Linked DNA regions of Mus musculus: region 1 is linked to region 2. Evidence: chromatin contacts called from ENCODE Hi-C or POLR2A ChIA-PET data. All regions are on one chromosome and are shown on one strand. Each heading gives the region's core, a stretch centred on a gene start or an enhancer-like site at or near the end of the contact. The rest is flanking DNA. Distances are from core to core; before and after follow the strand shown.

Region 1 (5,675 bases), core at 1,482-3,981, 42 kb after region 2:
GTACCCTTCACGGCCGAGCCATCTCTTCAGTGCCTTTCAAAGTTTTTGTAATCCTATTTTTTTTTTTTTTTAAAGATTTATTTACTTATTTATTATACGTAAGTACACTGTAGCTGTCTTCAGACACACCAGAAGAGGGCATCAGATCTCATTATGGGTGGTTGTGAGCCACCATGTGGTTGCTGGGATTTGAACTCCAGACCTTCGGAAGAGCAGTCGGGTGCTCTTACCCACTGAGCCATCTCACCAGCCCGTAATCCTATTTTTTATTTGCATATTTATTGCGTTAGGAGAGAGCCAGTGAAGGCCACAGTGTCCATGTGGAGGTCACAGATGACAGACAACTTCTGGAAATCGGTTTTCTCCTTCCACTATGTTTACCTTGAAATTCAAACTCAAGTTGTCCGCTTTGGCAGCTGGCACTTCTACCACAGAGCCACGTCCCAGTTCCTCCAAGTCCCCTAACACCGAGAAGAAGAAGAAAAACAAAAAGGTTTGAGATTTGGTTGGGTCTTTGGGACAAACACTGATTTTGGGCTAATGGGAGTTCTCACCTGCAGCAGAAGGCTAAGCAACTCAGTGCTGGCAGCAGGAGTTTCTGGTGGTCCGGGAGTGGAAGGAATGACCTCACACACACAGGATAAATGGAGGGTGCTTCCTGACCCGGGGAGTAAAGATCTCGGGCGTCACTTGCATGGAAAAGGGAAATCACGGGATTTTCACCAGTGCGCGCTCTCTCTCTCTCTCTCTCTCTCTCTCTCTCTCTCTCTGTGTGTGTGTGTGTGTGTGTGTGTGTGTGTGTGTGTGTGTGTGTGTGTAAGACTTGCAATGTAGTCCAGTCTGGTTCCACTTTCCTCCCAAGTTGTGGGAGTATGACCACACTGGATCTGTGTAGGAATGGGATGGAACTCAGGGCTTTCTGGGTGCTAGAGAAACTGTTTACCAAATTCTCTACTGATAGCAGCAGAGAGGCCAGCCCAGGAGTCATTCTTACTGATACACTGTCTTTGGGTTTTCGGAATAATCTGATGGGCTCTTTCATCTTTTCAGCTGGGTCTCATCAACCGAACCCTCCTCCACGCCTGCCTCTGTCATCCAGGCTGCTTGTCTCTCCTCTATTGAGGCGTTAATCGTCTCTGCATACTAATGAATTGCTTATCCCACTAAATGTGAAAATTTTTAAGCAATCAAAGGCTTGAAGTGGGCTGCTGATGGTGGCTCCTAGGGTGAGAACAAGCCACGACTCAGAAATTCAGGGGGACCCGGATGCAGAATGATAGCTGCAAAAAAGGGGGTGTCTGTGGATAAGAGAAGGGGAGCCTGAGTCTGCGTGGGGAAGGAGGAGGGGACTCCCAGATCTAGCCGGTCAGCCTGGCTCCAGCCAAGCCGGCTGTTTCCTGCCCTGGCTGACCCCCCACCCCGGAGCGGGACCCAGGCAGGGCTGTGAGGAAGGGCAGGGGGTGGGGAGCACTACTTGCGCCAGGAAGATAAGTGCACGGGGACAAAAGGCCATCACGGGTCTCCCGCGCCCGCTGGTGTGTGTGTGCGCGCAGGCGGACAAGAGGTCATCACCGGTCTCCCGCGCCCGCTGGGGTGTGTGTGTGCGCCCTTAGGGTATTTGGCAGACTCCCAGGTGCCCCAGACTCCTACCTCAGAGTTTCCAGACCCTGTACTAATTACCTTAAATTAAAGTCTCCTTACCGCAGCCCTTAAAGGACCGACTTCGGGAACAGCACCTCTCTCATCCAACCATCCCGTGCCCCACACTCACAGTGCCCTGATGTAGATAGGAGGCCGTCTTTCCTGGACCCTCCCCTCAAACTGATGGATGAGAGGGGGTGCTAGCAAATGAGAGGAAGGGCCCTCCCAGCCATCCCGAGGGCCCCCAGGAGCCAGACAGGAAACAGCCTCAGGAAAGAGCCACAACGGTCCCTACCCCCGCCTTGGAGGTCAAGGCTGCAGGCGGCGGGGAAGTGTCCCCCTCCTTTAAAAAAATGAAATGAGGTGTTACGGAGATCCCTCACCCTCTCTGACACGCCTGCCTTTTATTTACATTTTCTATACTTTGGGTTTCAAACCACTTTCTCCAGCGTTAGGCTGCGCGCTCAGTGGATCTCCAGGACTTAACGAGCACGCACTGATTGTGTGAGCGCTCTCTCCGGAGATAGACAAGCTGGGATTATTGCTTGAGGAACGGAGGTCTGTTGGGAAGCTCTCCATACCCAAATGCAAAGTTTTAACCTTCTCCTCCCAAATGCAATCCCCTGCTCCAACTAGGTGGCAGGGGGCGCATCCAGATGTGGAATCTCAGGTCCCGCTGCAAGGTCAAAGCAGGCTTTGTGTGGGGGCATTCACATTTACGCACACATCTGTGAGGCCTGGTAGGTTCAGGTCAGTCCTGAGGATTCCTGGGCTACTGCCCCAACATGCACAATCAGGGGTAGTAGGCATGGGACACCCAGCACCCCTGGACAGTCCCTAAGTTCCACACATGCCGCCCCTCCCCCTCTTGCAAACTTTCTCCTAACTTCCCGACAGGCTCAGTTCGGGCGGCCCCCCCTCTCATGAATTATTCAGCAGCATAGGAGCCAATCAGCTCCCCGTGCACCCCCCCCTCCCAGAGAAACCCGGGCTCCAGGGTGTTGGGAGATGGGGCGGGGGGAAACTCTGACATGGGACTGTCTCCGCCTCCTATGCGCCCCTCCCTCCTAGGCCAGGCGCCGCCCGACTCAGTCTCGACTCGGCCCAGCCCTGGCCCAGCCTGTTTCCCTCCCTCCTGCTCGGTTCCCACTTTGGTTTCCACCTTCCTTGACCGCGACCGGCGCACTAACCCCGGCGGCGCGACATCCACCAACCACTCCAGGGAGCGAGAGAGACCGCGAGCAATCGGCCCACCCCAGCCAGCCAGGGCGGGACCCCCGAAGCCCCGAAGGGACCCCTAACTCTCAGCCACGTCCCGATCTCCGCCCGCCCAGCGACGGCCACTGCCAGGACGTCCCCCCTCAAGGCTGGCCTCCCCGCGCGCGCGCGCTGCGGCGGGGACGTGGGGGCCGCACCTGAGCGCGGGTGCCTGGCGCGCCCGCATGGGCCATCGTTGAGAGGCCCTCGACGGAAAGTCCCAGCAGCAGAGTCGGTGTGCACCCGCCCAGGGGAGGGTCAGACCTGGGGGGGCCAGGGCCCCCCAAACTCGGATCGCATTCAGCCAAAGTGAGGCGGCGCCATGGAGCTCCGAGCGCTGCTGTGCTGGGCTTCCCTCGCCACTGCTTTAGAAGGTGAGTTTTCTTGGGGTGCCCCCTGTTCTTGGGGTCCCCCAAAGTTGTGCCTCAGAGTGCAAAAGCTGGTCTCTCCCTATCCCAACTCCGGTACCCCTTAAACACTTCGGACCAATAGCACTAGAACGGGAGGGGGCGGGGAGGAGGCGGCCTGGCGGGGAGTGGGGTTTTTCTTTTGTTTGGGAAAGAGATGGAGTCGAGAGCTCAGACCCGGGACCTTCCCTTACCCAGCCTTCTAAATTCTCAGTCCTGATGCCAAAGGCCCATGACAGCCTTCCTTTTCCTGTCCACCCTAATGTTCAAAACTATCCCCCAAAGTTTTTATCCTCTCTCCACCTCTGGCTAAACTCCAGGGGAAAGTTCCTGAAGGGGCACTTGCAGGCGAGGCAGACCCCAGCTAGGCCGTAAAGCGACCCCCACCTCTGGTTCCCTAGCGTTCATTCACACCTGGACTCCACACCCCAGTCAGGATGGCCCCATCTGCAGCCCCACTCTCCAACTCCCAAATGGCTGGCCAGGCTACTGACCTCGTGCAGACTCTTTTCTTGTTTTTCTCAAGGCTGTACCCCAACCTTTTACATGCCATTTAGACCTCAACTTTTCCCAAGGCTGAGGCTTTCTTCCAGCCATGCAAGCCCGCAGAAACTGCCTAACACCGGCCTGTGTCGCCCTAATTCACCCCAGCTGGCCGCCTCCTAGCCCGCCTCAGATTTCTGGTTTTTTTTTTTTTTTTCCTTCTGTATTCCTCTCCAAATGCCTCTTCAGATCTGTGAGCCCCTAACTCCACAGTCCCTCTTGGGGCTGCACAGGACTCATAACCCCCTTTCCTGCCTCCCTAATCTCTTTTCAATGAATTTGGCTCCCCCACAACCTCCCTTGCTGCTTAGAATCAAAGGAGAATCTGGGGAGTGGGACACAAGAGTGGGGGAGATCTCTCCCTGAAGCGATGGAATCAAAGGAGCTCCCTCTAGGCTGGGCAGTGCTGTTCTGGGCTGATCAAAGTGTGGGAATGGGGTGAGGACAGACTTTGGGCTCCTGGAGAGGAGGAAGTCAAATGGGCAGAGCACCCATGAAGTGTGTCTGGAGGGAAAGACGGGCCAATAGGAAATGCCCCTTCTCGCCTGCGCTACCTGAATGATTCTCAAGCCCCTGCCTTCACCTGTGCCAACTGCGATTATTTTACTGTTATTTTGCCCAGCAAAAAAGGAGAGTTCTTGTTTCCTTAACAGGTGACAAACTAAAGCTTTAGAAATGTTAATTAGTTTATCCAAGGCCTCAGGCCCTAAAGGAGGTGTAAACTGGGAGATGTGGTGGTGGGGGGGGGAGGGGACGACGACCTAGAAATGGAGCCCTGGAGGGAAGGAGGTGAGAGGTGGGTCTGGGAACTGGGGGACTGAAGTGAGCTGGAGGCAAACTGGCGTGTTGTGGATGCAGGGAAAGTGAGTCTGGGCTCAGCTCAACAGGCTGAAGAGCAGCCTGTTGCACAGACAGTGTGTAAATTGGAGACAGGAAAACGCTATCCAGGCTGGAACAATGGAGGGTGGGGACGGCGGCCTCTATCCACCCCCTTCCCAGAACCGTGGGCATCCTGTCCCCAACGTGTTCTGCTGTCTCCTGCCACCCATTAGAGGGGCCGGTAGGCTTTGCCTCTGGCTGCTCAGGTTCCTGCCTGCCCCCTACACCCTGAGACAGCACCGCAACTTTGAGGTGATGCCTCCCTCATCCACCCTAACTCCAGGCACTCCTCTCTCTCAAAGCCAAAGGGGAGGGCGGGACCTGGTCCCAGGTGTTCCGCTGACTCCCCTGGAGGCCCACTCTCAACGCATGTGGTTCCCAGACTCCTGCCCCCTCCCAGGTTGCCTACCCTCACCAGGGGATTCCCCAACCCTCCCTTCCTCCCTCCCGGTTGTGTTGCCAGTGAAGTCTGCACATCTCCTAATCCCTTCCTGGGTCAGCATCATGTCTGCTCCCCTCAAATGATCCCAGAGCCCCTCCAGGTGTGTTCACACACAACTCCCCACCCCTAAACTCTCCTCCTTTCTTTCTCCTAACCAAGTCCAGATGTGGTGGGGCCTCTGCTGGAGCTGAGCGAGGCAGGGAACCCAAGAGTCCAGGCTTCCAGAACTTATTTCTCTGGTGGTAGCAAATGGGGGAGGTGCACTGCCTCAGGCGAGGGCATCACCTTGAAGGACTGGGTGTCTGGTGTGAAAAGGGGGCGGGGACCGGGATGGAAGCCAATTTTGGCACTTAGGAAAGGGAGGGAGTGTGGAGCCTAAGACAGGCCTCTAGGAAACCTTAGCCTGGACCAGCAGTTCTCAGCCCCAGGAGGCAAGGCCAGGACTGGGTTTTGTCCTGTTTTTTGTTTGTTTGTTTGTTTGTTTCCAGACAAGATCTCATGCAATT
Region 2 (5,801 bases), core at 1,774-4,273:
TTTTCCTACACACATCTGCCAAGCACTAAGTGTGAAGCCCCGGTGTTGACAATGCTCCAATAAAAACCCAGCACCTGTGAAAACCACTCCAGGCTCCCCCATCAATCACCCAGCTGCTCTTGCAGTGACTACCCAATGCTTAGCACAATGCTCTTTTATGCATTCTTCTCATCCATAAAACCAAACCAGAAACAAAACACAGTGCTCTATCTGGGACACTAAGTGGTGCTCTTCCTTCAACCGTGCATCCTTTTCATGACTTCTGTCCTAAGGTACTAGCGGCTTTAACCAGCACTCCTGCAGCTCCACTAAGAAAAACAGCAATGTCTCTCTACAGTCTGAGAACCACTACATCAACCAAGAGCACGTGCTCCTGTCTCAACTGTGTTGTGCTTACTGACCGCAAGCTGTTCACAGCACCTGTGTCTAGGGAATTCCCTAGAAATCCAGCTAAGTGTCTCTTTCCTGTGGCTCTCCAAAGCACTACATAGATGGCCATCTTCTGCTCCTCAGAACTTAAGTTCCTTTGCAATGATCATGCCTACTTGTGACATGTAACCAAAGCCACTTTGACCTCTGAAAGACTTCATCTAGCTTCAGACTCAGAAAAGCAAATTTGATTTTCTTTTTTCTTAAAGAAGCACTAAGGTGAGCTGGGCATGGTGGCTCACCCTTCTATTTCCAGCCCTGAAGAGGCTTAAGGCAGGAGTGTTATGTTCCAGGTCAGCTTATTCTACGTGAGGCCCTTTCTCAAAACCTAAAGGGCAAGGGGGCTAAGAGAGATGGCTCTCAGAGTTCAAAGAAGCAAGGCTCGGCTCCTAGGAGCCACACAGCAGCTCACATCCTTCTGTCAGTTCCAGCTCTAAGGATACAACACTGTTCTGGCTTCCTACAGCTATCAGGCACAGCATGAATGTGGTGCACAGAAATCACGTAGGCAAAACACTTATACATTAAAAAAACAAAAACCACAGTGCCGCACACCTTTAACCCCAGCACTCGGGAGGCAGAGGCAGAGGCAGAGGCAGGTAGATCTCTTGAGTTCGAGGCCAGTCTGGTCTACAGAGTGAGTTCCAGGACAGTCAAGGCTGTACAGAGAAACTCTGTCTCAAAAAACATACCAAAAGCTAAATAATTAATTTTTGATAACGTGCTGGAGAACTGACTCAGTGGTTAAGGGTTCTTGCTAATCCTACAAGGGACCCATGTGCGGCTCCTCTTAGCACACGTGGCAAGCCACTCACAGATGCTTGTTCCTCTAGCTGTAGGCCCCATAAATCACACTCATTTGCATATACCATCCACACACTCTCACAATCACACCCACACTAGGCTTCCTCTTTTCCAGGCTTTCCCTTCATTTCATACTTGTTTCGTGAAAGGGAGTCTCACCATGTAGCCCTGGCTGGTCTCAACCTCTTAAATTCTATCTCAAAGTCATTTCAAATCCCTCTAAAGAAACTGAGAGATGACTCAGCAGTTAAGAGCACTGGCTGCTTATCCAGGTCATGAGTTCAAATCCCAGCAACAACTACAGGGACCAGATGCCCTATTCTGTCATGCAGATGTACATGCAAATTGAGCACTCAAACAAATAAATCTTTAAAAATAAAGAAATCTGTTTTCAAGTTGAGCTATGGCGCTTAACTCACTAAACTGGCTTTGTTTTTGTTGTTTTTACTTCACCTCTGGATTTAAAAAGGAAGAGAGGTAGAGAGCTGGCTCAGTAGTTAAATGCACTCCTTTTAACCACTCTTGGTTGGCTCCTCTTGCGGAGGACTAGGCTTTGAGTCCCAGCACCCACAAAGCAATTCACAACCATCTTTCCTGCCCATTTCCCAGAGGATCTAAAGCCTTCTGTTGGCCTCCTCGGGCACCAGGAACGAATGAGGTGCATAGACATAATGTAAGCAAACCCCCATGAACGTTTTATTATATAAAAGAAGAAATGCACTTGCACATTTCTTATCTCAATTACCTGTTTTAAAAATCCTTTCAAAAAACTCTTAAACAGGATGTGGTAGAATACTTCCTTAATTCAGAAGTTTAATGTCATCTTGAGCTACCTAAAGAGTTTCGGGCCAATCTCACTTTGGTCAGTTTGTGCTTTCTTAATATTTGGATTTGAGATTGTGTCTCCCTATGTAGCCTGCACGGAAGATGCAGTCCAACCAGCTGTGCGGAGCTCCTGTCCAGCACTAATACTGACCGTCACTTTGGTTAAAAGCTCAAAATCTGAGCCAACGGTGAATAGACTGAAACTACAGAAATGGCTCAACGGTAAACTGCATCCTAATAAGATTTTGTAAGGTAAAGACAAAAAAGGAAACGAAAAGAAAAATTGTGGCGCGGAAGGGTTGTACGGGGCGGGGTATGGACGTTAATACTGTCTCACCGGTCATTCCAATCGTCCCCTCGCCGTCTTTCATCCCTTTCCCGGGAACGGTCATAATCGCTGCGCTCTCTTCGAAATTTGTCCCTGCGTCTTCGGTCGTATTCATCATCACTGTCACCCATGGTGCTGTCAGAGGAGGCCTGGGGCCCGGCGGCGGGTAGACACGGTGATGATGAACAAGGACCAGAGGAGGGACAATCCCCCGGGGACAGCACGCCCGCCTCCCTCCCGCCGAGGCCGGCCTGCCATCCCGGGCAGGGCGATCGCTCCGACAGTTTCACTGTCCCCACGGATTCCCCCTCGTCCACCCCCGAAGCCCCCGGGCACGGTCCTCTCCTCGCAATCCCGCCGCCCGGGCCTTTCCTTCCCCTCCCCCACCTGGCAGCGGTCGGGGCCGTTGGAAGCGCGCGCCGGCGGGCTTGTTTTCCGGGCGGACCGGAACGAGCGACAATGGACCACAAAGAGGGTTGGAAGGAGACGCTGGGATTCTCAGCCCGGAGACGAAGGGGAAGAGAAGAGCGGGACCGCGGGGGGGGGGGGGGGGCAAGGAGGCGCGCGCGCGTCCTACGTCACTCCCGGAGCTCGGCCTCCAACTACAAAACAAGACCCCCGGACCAAACTAAAACTCCGAGATTAAAAGAATGACGGGAAGAGGGTGGAGACGCGGAAGTCTCGCGTGGTTTTGCGACAAAATCGCCCCAGCTTCTCGGAGCTACGGAAGTTGAGCTGGGCCAAGCCAGGCCTTCTGAACGTGCTCGTGCCTACTTGAAAAGGAGGGCACTGGAGAAGTTAAGTGTCACTCCCGTAAGGTATCCTGGGTAGGAGCTAGTTTGCATCCAAAGGTTGCTTTGCAATAGCCCTGGGCTGGGGCACCTCTTGACCTCCTCAAGGGCGGATTTGCTATCGAGGGGTTTGGGGACGATGGATGTCTAGGGAATAATTCATAGAAGCAACCATTTTAGAGGCATCTCCTCCCACCATTTTCTCCTGCAAAAAAATACAGTATGTGCTACTTATAAAATGCGTTCTTCCTGCTTGTCTTGGACAGAGGAGCCTAATACTCATGCAAAAGTGTAAACCTCGATCTTAATGCCCAGTTCTTTAATGGGAGTCTTTACATTGCAGTCTGGAAACAACCACCAGGATCCACTAGTTTCCAGTTGAAATCCCTAAGATAACAGTAAGCCCTTTTCCATGAATAGAATACTAAGCTAAACAAGGGAGCATGCCACTGTCTTGCTCCCAGAAAAGAATGAAAAATCCCAGCATCTAATAAGGTGTATTTACAAGGGGGCATTTTAAAAACTTAGCAGACAGTTACGTTGGCACAGGCGTAACCCGAGTTACTCAGTAAGTCAAAGCAGAATCAAATTCAGGGGTTGCAAAATGAGTTCAAAGCCAGCCTTGACAATTTTCTAAAACCCTTTCTCAAAAACATTTTCCAAAGAGGCCGGTCCAGTGTGTAAGAGCACTTCCTGGTCTTGCAGAAAATCAGAGTTGGAGTCCCAGCTCCCATGTGGCTGGCTGCTCACAGACTGTTAACTCCAGTGCCTAGGGAACTGACACCTCTTCTGGTCTGCAAGGGCACTGCACTCAGATGCACACACACCCACACACTGATACACAGATACATATACTCATCATTTTGTTCCAAAACAAGGTTTCTGTGTACCCCATGGCTGGCCTGGAACTCCCCTTGTAGACTAGGTTGGCCTCAGACTGAGAGATCTTCCTGTCTCTGCCTCCTGAGTACTGGGATTTAAGTCTTGCAACCAGCTCATACACACGTAATTCAAGAAGATGGGAGCATGGTGGCGCTCACCTCTAATCCCAGCACTCTGGTGGCAGAGGCAGGCAGATCTCTGAGTTGGAGGCCAACCTAGTCTACAAAGGGAGTTCCAGGCCAGCCAGGCAGGGCTACACAGAGAAAGAAGGCCCCGTCTCAAGAAAGAAGTAGAGGAGGAAGAGGAGGGAAGCAATGAGAGTCGTACAGCTCAATGATAGAATGCTTGCCTACCGTATGACAGGACCTGGGTTTAGGAAGAAATAAGCTAAGAAAGGAGAGAGGGAGACTGAAGGTGCTGTTCAGCAGGTGGGCATGTGCTTAGCATATATGAGTCTCTGGCCCATCCCCAGCACCCTCCATCCCCCACAAGAAAAGTAGCCATGTGCAGTGTCACATTCCTGCAGCCCCAGCACTGCAGAAATGAGGGCAGAGGGATCCCGGGTTCGAGAACAGCCTCAGCTATCTAGCAATGTTTCAAACCAAGGGTAGCCTGGGATACTTTACAGTTTGTCCTTTAGAGAACTACCTCTGTTTGACATTTGGCCTATGTCACGGCACTGTGGCTAAATGCACCGAGCAGGTCAGCATCGTAAGTAAACATAGGATCCGAGATGATGCCTCCCTCTGGAGAATGGCATGGAAAATTGAAATCGATGAGCACACCAGGTATATTTGTTCCTTCTGGAGCAAGACCAAGATGAAGAAAACAGGCCACTGGCATCTGGCACTGTGGTGGCTGGTGCAGCCCAGATCTGCGACACCACTTCTGCTGTTGTATCTGGCATCAGAAGTCTGAAGGACTTGAAAGACCAGCAGAAATCCAATCATCTGAGACATCCCTAGCCTACAGTAAACAGGTTAATTTATGTAACAACAACAATAGTACAGGATGAGAGTTAATAAAAGATATGCAGGATCTCATTATGTAGCCCCTCACTGTCCTGGAACTTAGTATGTAAACTAGGCTGGGCTCAAACTCACACTCTGCCTCCGCCTCCTGAGTGCTGGAGTTCAAGCTTTCACCAGCCTCATCCTGTGAGACTCCAATAAAGAACAGACTTGGAAGTGCTTTTAAATGCTCCAGGGATTATTATTTCATGAAGAGAGGAAGAAAAGACAGCATTTGATGGCAAACACTAAGGGTAGATGTTGGGGGAAGTGACGGACGGACGGACGGGGGCTGAGATCCCAGCAGGTACTTCTCAGAGCAGTCAACAATCAGTGGTGACAGTGGCTGAGAGCTCTTGGATACGCCAGGCGCTGCAAGCCTTGCACAAGATGTGCCCATCCAGCGGGTAGCAGCCTTGACACTCTCCCTCAGAGGACAGCAGCAGCCCACACTCCTGTGAGAAAGAACAAAACCTTCATTAGCCTGGGACTTTCCCACAGTGCTTTTCCCCCAGCTTCCCGGGCTCTGCAAAGCTCTCGCTCCTGCCCAGGGACCCCCCCTCACCTCACACTTGTAACAGCCGATGTGGAAACTTCGATCCAGAGCAACAATTCTCACCGTCTCCTCCTGACCTGGTTCCGGCATGATGGCCCCACCACACACTGAGCATCGTGGGGCAAATTTCCTGCAGTGGAGGGGAACCAAAGAGGCTATCAGGTCCCTCCCTCCCA

Evidence for each region. Hi-C counts contacts between places; a loop is a spot of excess contacts on that map. ChIA-PET counts read pairs that join two places held with the same protein, here RNA polymerase II (POLR2A).
Region 1: a loop to region 2 is called in a map of heart, with 9 times the contacts of the local background. The contact joins the promoter of Ephb4 here to the promoter of Srrt in region 2. A Hi-C loop is called at or near these places in 1 of 37 maps with a recorded cell type or tissue (heart). POLR2A ChIA-PET finds 5 or more read pairs at or near these places in 3 of 5 experiments (Patski and embryonic stem cell).

The regions. Positions count from the first base shown.
Region 1 is chr5:137,347,378-137,353,052 of GRCm38, forward strand. Ephb4 (Eph receptor B4) reads left to right here and starts at 2,732. Exons shown (of 17, transcript NM_010144.6): 1 at 2,732-3,272. The coding sequence starts at 3,221. It overlaps Gm52791 (a long non-coding RNA gene), which reads right to left and starts at 2,675. Exons shown (of 3, transcript XR_003955817.1): 1 at 1,702-2,675; 2 at 555-689; 3 at 223-461.
Region 2 is chr5:137,304,651-137,310,451 of GRCm38, forward strand. It overlaps Srrt (serrate RNA effector molecule homolog (Arabidopsis)), which reads right to left and starts at 3,024. Exons shown (of 20, transcript NM_031405.2): 1 at 2,774-3,024; 2 at 2,396-2,535. The coding sequence starts at 2,517. It overlaps Trip6 (thyroid hormone receptor interactor 6), which reads right to left. Exons shown (of 9, transcript NM_011639.3): 8 at 5,635-5,755; 9 at 5,249-5,524. The coding sequence ends at 5,393. It also overlaps the pseudogene Gm43013.